Regions from separate parts of the Homo sapiens genome. Here region 2 is linked to region 1. Evidence: chromatin contacts called from ENCODE Hi-C data. All regions are on one chromosome and are shown on one strand. The core of a region is the stretch at or near the end of the contact, and the rest is flanking DNA. Distances in the headings are between cores, read along the strand shown. Region 1 holds the start of ST6GALNAC3 (ST6 N-acetylgalactosaminide alpha-2,6-sialyltransferase 3). Region 2 holds the start of ST6GALNAC5 (ST6 N-acetylgalactosaminide alpha-2,6-sialyltransferase 5).

Region 1 (4,086 bases), core at 1,516-4,015:
GTTAAGATGGCAAACCCACAAGTCCCTAGATTCAAACCCCTGTTCCCCTAGTTACCAGCTGGGGATGATAACATCCATGTGGATGTTGTGAGGATCAAATGAGATACTTTCTTTAATTGCAGGATGCTCCATTTTGTTATTATTATTTTTGGAAATAGAAACTCTTGGCTTTAAGTCACATAATGTTAGAGCTGGAAAATTATGCTACACCTATGGATTTGACTAAGCTGTTCCTGTAGTTTGGCCAGTTTTAAAACAAAAAAATCCTGGCAACACACTCCTATCCTCCCAGCCCCAACAAATCTGGCTATCTCCATTCCCTGGTAGGTTCAAAACCTGTTTTTATTTCCATCCAAAAGCTTCCCCCCCACCCCCAGACATCGAGTGGTCCATCTAAAACAGTGATTGTTAATACTGTTTTGTAAATCTTCCAGTCCAGATTTATTCTAGAACTTGAGTTTGTTTTTAGATTGTTATAAATGTGCCTTTATTTCTAGCTGTTTGACATAACTTTTGGATGTTAATAAAAAAAATAACACCTTGGGAAGTATGGACATGGGTGGATAGAAATGTAATTGAGAAAGCCATATCCAAGTAGATTGAGGGAATTAGTAAAGGCCTCATCACGGCATACCCAAGTCATAACATGTTAAAAGTTTGCTCCGTTGGTGTTCATCCTCCTGAGACACCCAAGGCTGATGGCAATTATCCTATTCATCTTCTCCCACAAGTCTGTCTTTAGCGGAAGATTTTTTTCTTTACATAAAGAGCTATCATATAAAAAGTGCTCATAGTGCCAGAAATTGAGGTAAATGCAATTTGCAAACATTATTATCTCATTTAATTCTCTTGAGGATAGATAATATTAGATAAGGTAAGGATTAAAGAGAGGTTAAGAAACTTGATCAAGGACACCCAGCAGGGAAGTACTTAGCAGGGCTGTTCACTAGGGCCTGCTGTTTCTCTTTCCAGATGTACAGACTTTCTAGAGAGAACGATGTGCTCTGCCCACCCTCACCCCTTTGCTCTGCTGTTCTGCCAGGGACATGCAGGAGACGGAGGCCTTCCTCTTAACCGCAAGAGGCCTTCCTTTTTTACTAATATTCCTCAGCACAGACCCTTTACGGGTGTCGGGCTGGGGGACGGTCAGGTGTTTCTCTTTCTCCTTCCTGAGATCTTTGCTTCCAATTTGGCTAAGGCCCTTTCCATGTTATAGTATCATGTATCTCTTATTCTTGTCTTTCTCACTTAACTGTGAGCCCACCTTGATGTTAGATATTCTGAAAGTCATTCTCCTATCCCTGAAAGGTCTTCAATAAAGATTTTTCCTCCACTTAGTGGAAGGTGAATAAAGTTTATTCTTCCATTTAGTAGTGGCTCAATAAAAAAGTTTGTGGAATCAATCAAGGGATGAGTAAATGAATGAAATACTGAATTTTCCTGGCCTATGAAGGACCATGAGCTAAAGCAGCGGTTTAAAGTATATAGTCCCAAACAAAGAATTCTTACTAAAAACACACCGGATCTGTAAGGCAGAGGAGGGAGGGGCGGGAGGAAGAAGTCGAAGAGCAGGGTGTGGTATTCCAGGGAGACTGAAGACAGGAGCTTCCCATGGGACAGGCAGTTCATCCACAGGCTCAGCTTCTGCAACCTCCTTCCTGTGGTTACTCCTGCTCTCTAAGAATTCTGCATGTTCTCATCAAGAAAATACCAAATTCCTTGAAAGCCTGGATTCTGCCTTGTGGTTTGTGAGCCAATCTCATGACACCACCAGCCCACAGTGCTTTTCCTGATTCCATGGAGGCAAACTAGACGGAGCTTCTAGCAAGTGAAACTTCTTTTGGGTAGATATTTGGGGGCCGCTTTTAAAATTTTTCTGACAGACCAAGTGGTAAAAATCTGTGTGTGTACACGGAATGCTCTCTCCCTTCTGCAATGCGTTTACTCTCCTTGTAGAAATAACTGCTTCTCTTAGCCGGCTCTTGCTTGGAGCAGGGAAGAGCAAAGTCCTATCATGTACACATACACAGTTTATAAACATATACTGTACAATCAACATGTACATATATAATACAATATACACATGTGTGCATCCTGTATCTGTATACTGTATATCATGCATATACAATTTCATAAACAAGCTTGTACCAGGAAAAGGCAATAATTTATATATTATACACACATACATGTATATGTAAAATATGTACACACACACAAAATATACCATACAGAGTGTAAGGTTCATGACGTCTTTCTTTCGTTGATATTTGTGCTCACTTATTAGCGGTAAATTATTAATTTTAGATAAGCCCATCACAGAGTGAAGGCTCAATCCTTGAACAGCCCAGGGAGAACTTCGTTGCTACTTTTGAAAAGCCCTTTGATGTGCCCAAAGTCTCCAGAAGGGCGATGCCAAACCCACTCAACTTTGACAAAGTGTGAAACGTCTGTAAAAAGGAGTTCTCTGATGTGTGAGAGGAGACGGAACCGAGAAGAAAAGGCCGTACTCTGCCCCCCGCGGGACCCAGGTCCCCGCCTGCTGCAGAGCGCACTCTGCGCACGTCGAGCCGCGAAAGGTTCACAGAAGAAAACAAGAGAAAGAAGTAGCAGGCACTGAGGAGCCGCCGGCGCCGGCGCCCAGGACGGCACGTGACCCGGGGGCGGGGCCGCGCGGGCCGCGGGCCAGTGGATGGGGACGGGGGCGGGGCCGCGGCTCGGGGGGCGGGGTCTGTGGCGGCGCAGCTTACACCGCGGTCCCCTTATTTGGATCTGCGGGAATGTGGGCTGGAGAGGTCCTGCCGTGGTACCAGCCTCCAGCCTGCCCCCAGGACTGCCCCTGACCCAGGCGCGCCCGCTGCTCGGTGGCAGGAGGGCCGGCGGAGCGCCATGGCCTGCATCCTGAAGGTAACGACTTGGATCTGTGGCTCGGACGCGTGGTTGGCCAGCCCCTTGCTGCTCAGAGGCACGGAGTCAGCCGCGGTCCCACCGCATCCTCATCTCAGTTGTCTTTTCCTGGCATTGATTTTCTTTTTGTTCCTTTGGCAAATGCATATGGAGGGAGATTCTGAAACATGCAGCTGGCACAGCTTCTTTTCCCACCATTCCTGCCTCCTGCTCGCGCCTGCATTGAAGGAGCTGCAGACTGTTGGCTCCAGGGGAGAGCAGGGCTGTGTGCCGAATAATGGGGATGGTAGGGAGAGGAGGGGTGTTCCCGCGGGTCCCGCGGCTCTGTGGAGCCTGAGGCCTTTCAGGGGCCACGGGGAGGGGTGGAGTGGCTAGGCGTGAGTTGCTGGTGGTGAGGGGCATAGCGCTTTAAATGGAGGGAAGAGTGAGCGGAGGTGGGCTCTACTGTGCATTTGATCATGTGAAGACAGAAACTTCTGAGTTTACAGGTAGTCCCTTAGGAATGAGTTTTCTATGAGATCTGCTAGCTCTGTTTGCCCTTAGCTCTACTTTGGAAAAGTTCACACGAGGATGTATATGTTAGTAGAGAACCTCTCACTCTCTTTATGCTCATAAATTTGAATAGACAAAATGATTTTATGCTCTGCCAGAGTGCGCTCAGCCATCCCTTCTTTGTTGAGTTTTCTTTCTCCAAGACCGGATTCTTAGCCTCACCTGAGCATCTTTCTGGGTTCACAGACTTGTGGCCTCAGGTGGGAGAACTTGGTGTGAGGGCCTCACTTAAAAAGAACTTTCCATCCCACTGGTAGAGGCCTCCCCTGCCCTCGTTTTTTTTTTTGCACTACCTTTCTACAAGAACATAACCTGGATGCATGAATCAAAAACATGAACAGCATGAAAGTTTCCTGGGCCTTGACTGGAGAATGCAGAGACCTAGTTGTCCAAGCCTGGGGGAACTGTGTGACGATGGAAAATACCAGGAAACAATTCGTTGTTGTTGTGTTATTGTGAAGTAGCATTTATTTCTCTATAAGATGATATTAAGTCATCTACTGTGTTCTGGTTACCTGAATCGTCTTCTAACGTGCCTGGTGTCAATGATGAAAATAAGAGACTAACCTCGTAGAAGTTGTTTCCCCTTCTTTGCGTAAAGGAGATCAGAAGTTTCCTGTGAGCTTTCTG
Region 2 (4,183 bases), core at 1,636-4,135, 790 kb after region 1:
GGCAGAGCTTACGGATTTCCAGCAGTCTGTCTTTCTTCCTCCTTTGGTAGCTTTGTGCTGCCTTTTGTGGCATGAGCATAGGCTAGCGTTCCCTCTGAGCACGGATTCCACCTGCTCTCTCACCGCCCTATGACATGCCTTGTTTCATCAATTCTCACCTTCATTGTATCACATAACCTACATTGCAGAACACTCAATTTATTTTCCTTTCTTTTTTTCCTTTTTTCAAAAGGAAGAGGCTATTTGATTGGATGTGATGGCACCAGAGGCAGAAATGTGGCAAAATTTTAAATGGTGAGAAATCCATCTCAGCTACCTGGATTTTGAGAAACAAATTGTGATTTCTCGACTCACTTTGAATTGAACTGTGCAAGTTAGATGAACTAAAAAAGCTTCATTGACTTGTCTACTTGTCCGCTTGTCTCCAAGTCAGTCAAGTGTTTGTGAATGCTGCCTGTTTTCTACCCTGTATAATTATTCAAATGATTAACTTAAGGGTGAATATAAAGGTATATAAACATAAGTAGATGCCCTTGAAATAACAAAGCCCTCAGACCTTACATAAGCAGGCATTTAGAAGGTGAAAAACAAATCAGGTGTGTTGATTGTTCCTAAAGATTGTAACAGAAAGATTCTAAGCACTTACCTGGGAATATACTGTGAAGAGAGCATGTGGTCTATTGATCCAGGCATCCCTAATACCTGGCACATAGTAGGTACTCAACAGAGTAAGTGCTTAACATAGGAAGTGCTTGATAAATTTGTGTTGAATCTATAGTACTCTGTCTTTTATTGCCTAGTCATGAACTTGTCTCAACACACGTGCATACACACACACATATTAGGTTGTGAGCTCTTAGAGGAGAAGGTCTGTCTTATTCACCACTGTATTCTCTAATACAGAACCACCAAATAAGTGGCAATCATTAATGATCATCAAATTGAAGTAAATTCTATGACTTGTTTTCTTTATCTCGTTTCCCTCACCCTATCTTGTCCATTTGGCTCTCAAGCCAGAATGCCTGAAATGGCTGCATTAATCTAATCAAATATGTAAAAGCCAAGACCTTGAAATCTTTCAAATCAAGCTCTGAATTACATTTTTAAATTTACCCTGGCCATTTCATAAGTAGATTTAGCAACTAGCTAACTGCTATCCCAGGAGGGGAAAAAAAAACCCATAAGCTTAATGAATTTGGTCAGACATACAGTGTAACAGATGTCCAACATGCTGCCATGAACTTAAATCATAGATATGATGCCTCTGTTTGGCATGGCAAAATATATTAGAACTGTTTCATCAGTCACTGGGCAACTTGCTAGATGGAGGGGGAATAATCCTGAAAAATGCAGGAGCTGCTTCTAATAGCATCTAAAAGGATCCCTGGAGAAACACAGATAATCTGCTTGCAGTGATTCATCAAGTTGGTCCTTTGTTTCATTAATTTGAGTGTCAAGTGCAACCATACAATAAAGAATTGCCAAGACCTGGTAAGATTCTCCTCTGGCTGCTGCTTTTCCTGCCCTAACAACTGGTACTATTCATGCCTAAAGCACAAACTGAATAAATAGTTTCAAGGCTGGCAATGTTGGACAGTGCTTCCTATTTTGCTTTTCCTTGAAAGGCTAAATCGTGTGCTTTCTTGCCCTCTCCCAAACACGTTGCACTGATATTCATTATTGCACCAATAATTTTAACTTTCTTAATACTAAGTATGGAAGGATGCCTCATAAGATAAAAATAGTTCCTGTTGTATCATCAGTCCAGCAATAGATTAGGGAAGATTAAAAATGGATTGTAATGCCTTCTTTGGCCTTGAGAAAGCTCTTATTGTGCCCATGGTTCAGTAGGCCTGCTGATCATTTCCATCTTAATGTAATCTTTAACATTACACTGCTACAGGTGAGATGTTAAGTAATACATTAAGACAACTATTTTCACTGAGCAATTTCACAAGAAATATGTTTTTAGCTAAATTAGACATTTAACAAATGCCATTTGTAATTCAATGCAGAGGAGACAGCATCCTTAAAACAAGCTATTGATGTGACTTTCCCAACATAAAACAATACTTATGTTTTTTTAATTTTAATTGAAGTCCTGAATGTGAAACTATCGCCGTCAGTGCAGTAGACCAACGGAAAGCACCAAATACCTTAGGATTATGAAATAAGCCATATGCAGTTTTATCTCTAGCAGACAGAAATTCTTCATCCAAATTAGGAAGAATCTACAGGTCAAGTTAATCATGTAGCTGTGACGTGCTGAATGTTTTTAAAACTTTAAGATCATTTAGATGAACACTAGGAAACTCAGAGGTCAGGCAGAAATGTAAATTGTAATATTCAATGAAAATAATAAATGAAATAATTGAGATGAAATATTATCTAAAGAATGCATGAGAATAACTGAATCTGATAAAGTAAAATTAAAATTAAGAGAGAAGAGAAAATAAGAAAGTGAGCAATTGAAAAACGGAATAATAAATAATTTTTTAAGAAAAATAATTTCATCATGTATTTCTCTATGCTACGTACATAAACGCAAACGCTATAAATAGAGTTATTGACATTTGGGAGGTTGATTTGTTTTTATCAACATCGCAAAACAGAAAATTTAGGTTGCAGATTTTCACATGGCTATCACGTTCAGAATCCAATCAGGTTCTCCTTCTTTACTACTTGATGACTTCTTTAAAGATAAATAAGCCCGCGGACCAAGAAGTGGGTACACTGGCTCGGTTAACTCTCTCTCCCCAGAAATTTCACTACTGAAAAGATTATTATTTGGGGGCGGGGAAGGGGATGTAGAGGTCTTTAGGACCCAGCAGGCGGCGGCAGGCGGCAGTTGTGTAGATCGCTGAGAGACTACGAGGGTCCGGTTCAGTTTTAATTCTGTCTCTAATCTCTGCAACAGCCGCGCTTCCCGGGTCCCGCGGCTCCCGCGCGCGATCTGCCGCGGCCGGCTGCTGGGCAAAAATCAGAGCCGCCTCCGCCCCATTACCCATCATGGAAACCCTCCAGGAAAAAGTGGCCCCGGACGCGCGAGCCTGAGGATTCTGCACAAAAGAGGTGCCCAAAATGAAGACCCTGATGGTGAGTCAGTTGTGGCAACTCCACCGGGCAAAGAGGGGGATCCCCGGGCTCAGGGTCCACGGGACGCACCGTGGAGACTCCGAGACGCCTAACCCTGGGCCGCGAGGTCGCCTGTTACAAAGGGACAACTTTCTACCCGCTCCGCGTTCCCTCCCGATTCTCCAGCTCTGCCTGGCTCGGAATCCCAGAGCCAGGATGGGAACTCGGGGTTGCCTCGCCTCCTAGATCTCCGGCGAGAGGTCCGAGGGGGTGGCGGAGAGCTGCAGGAGCGATGGAGGAGTGGGCAGATTGCTCAAGGGATGGGGGTGCCCAAAAGCAACAGCCTGCCAAAAACTAAGAGGGACGGGGAGGGGGGACCTTTGCAGACTTTCTTCGTTTTCTTAGATTTCAAACTTGCAAGGATCGCAAGGATCCAGGGCCCCAGGAAAGGAGGGGTGTGAAGGACTCAAAATTCCAGCAGCTTGGCTGGGGTGGCTGCGCCAGACGGGCCCTTCCCCAAAGTGCAAACCCACCCCTGTCCTCGGCCCCGGCGCGCTCCCTCCCTCAGCCCGGGGCCGTACACCACCTGCCCTCTACCGAGAGATCTGGGCGGCGGCGGCCGAAAGCAGCGACGCGCCCGGAGCATCCCTTGCGATACGCTAGGGGACGGTGCTTTCTCTGTCCCAGTTGCGTGCGGCGGGGCTGGGGCCCAGGCCGCCCCAAATCTCCCCCACTAGAGTGACCACCGCACAGTTGTCCCCGCTGGGCGCGCTCCTCCGGTGTCTGCGCTCAGCCGCTCTCCTCTTCTCTCTCCCGCCCGCCCGCAGCGCCATGGTCTGGCAGTGTGTTTAGCGCTCACCACCATGTGCACCAGCTTGTTGCTAGTGTACAGCAGCCTCGGCGGCCAGAAGGAGCGGCCCCCGCAGCAGCAGCAGCAGCAGCAGCAACAGCAGCAGCAGGCGTCGGCCACCGGCAGCTCGCAGCCGGCGGCGGAGAGCAGCACCCAGCAGCGCCCCGGGGTCCCCGCGGGACCGCGGCCACTGGACGGATACCTCGGAGTGGCGGACCACAAGGTGACAGCATGCCCGCCAGCCCGCTCGCCACTCAG

Evidence for each region. Hi-C counts contacts between places; a loop is a spot of excess contacts on that map. Pooled maps may share reads with other maps.
Region 2: a loop to region 1 is called in a pooled map, with 7 times the contacts of the local background. The contact joins the promoter of ST6GALNAC5 here to the promoter of ST6GALNAC3 in region 1. A Hi-C loop is called at or near these places in 1 of 168 maps with a recorded cell type or tissue (PC-9) and 4 of 50 pooled maps.

The regions. Positions count from the first base shown.
Region 1 is chr1:76,071,981-76,076,066 of GRCh38, forward strand. It overlaps ST6GALNAC3 (ST6 N-acetylgalactosaminide alpha-2,6-sialyltransferase 3), which reads left to right and starts at 2,766. Exons shown (of 5, transcript NM_152996.4): 1 at 2,766-2,904. The coding sequence starts at 2,887. RefSeq lists a silencer at 2,567-2,766.
Region 2 is chr1:76,864,595-76,868,777 of GRCh38, forward strand. ST6GALNAC5 (ST6 N-acetylgalactosaminide alpha-2,6-sialyltransferase 5) reads left to right here and starts at 2,886. Exons shown (of 5, transcript NM_030965.3): 1 at 2,886-3,096; 2 at 3,903-4,148. The coding sequence starts at 3,082. RefSeq lists an enhancer at 3,761-3,970.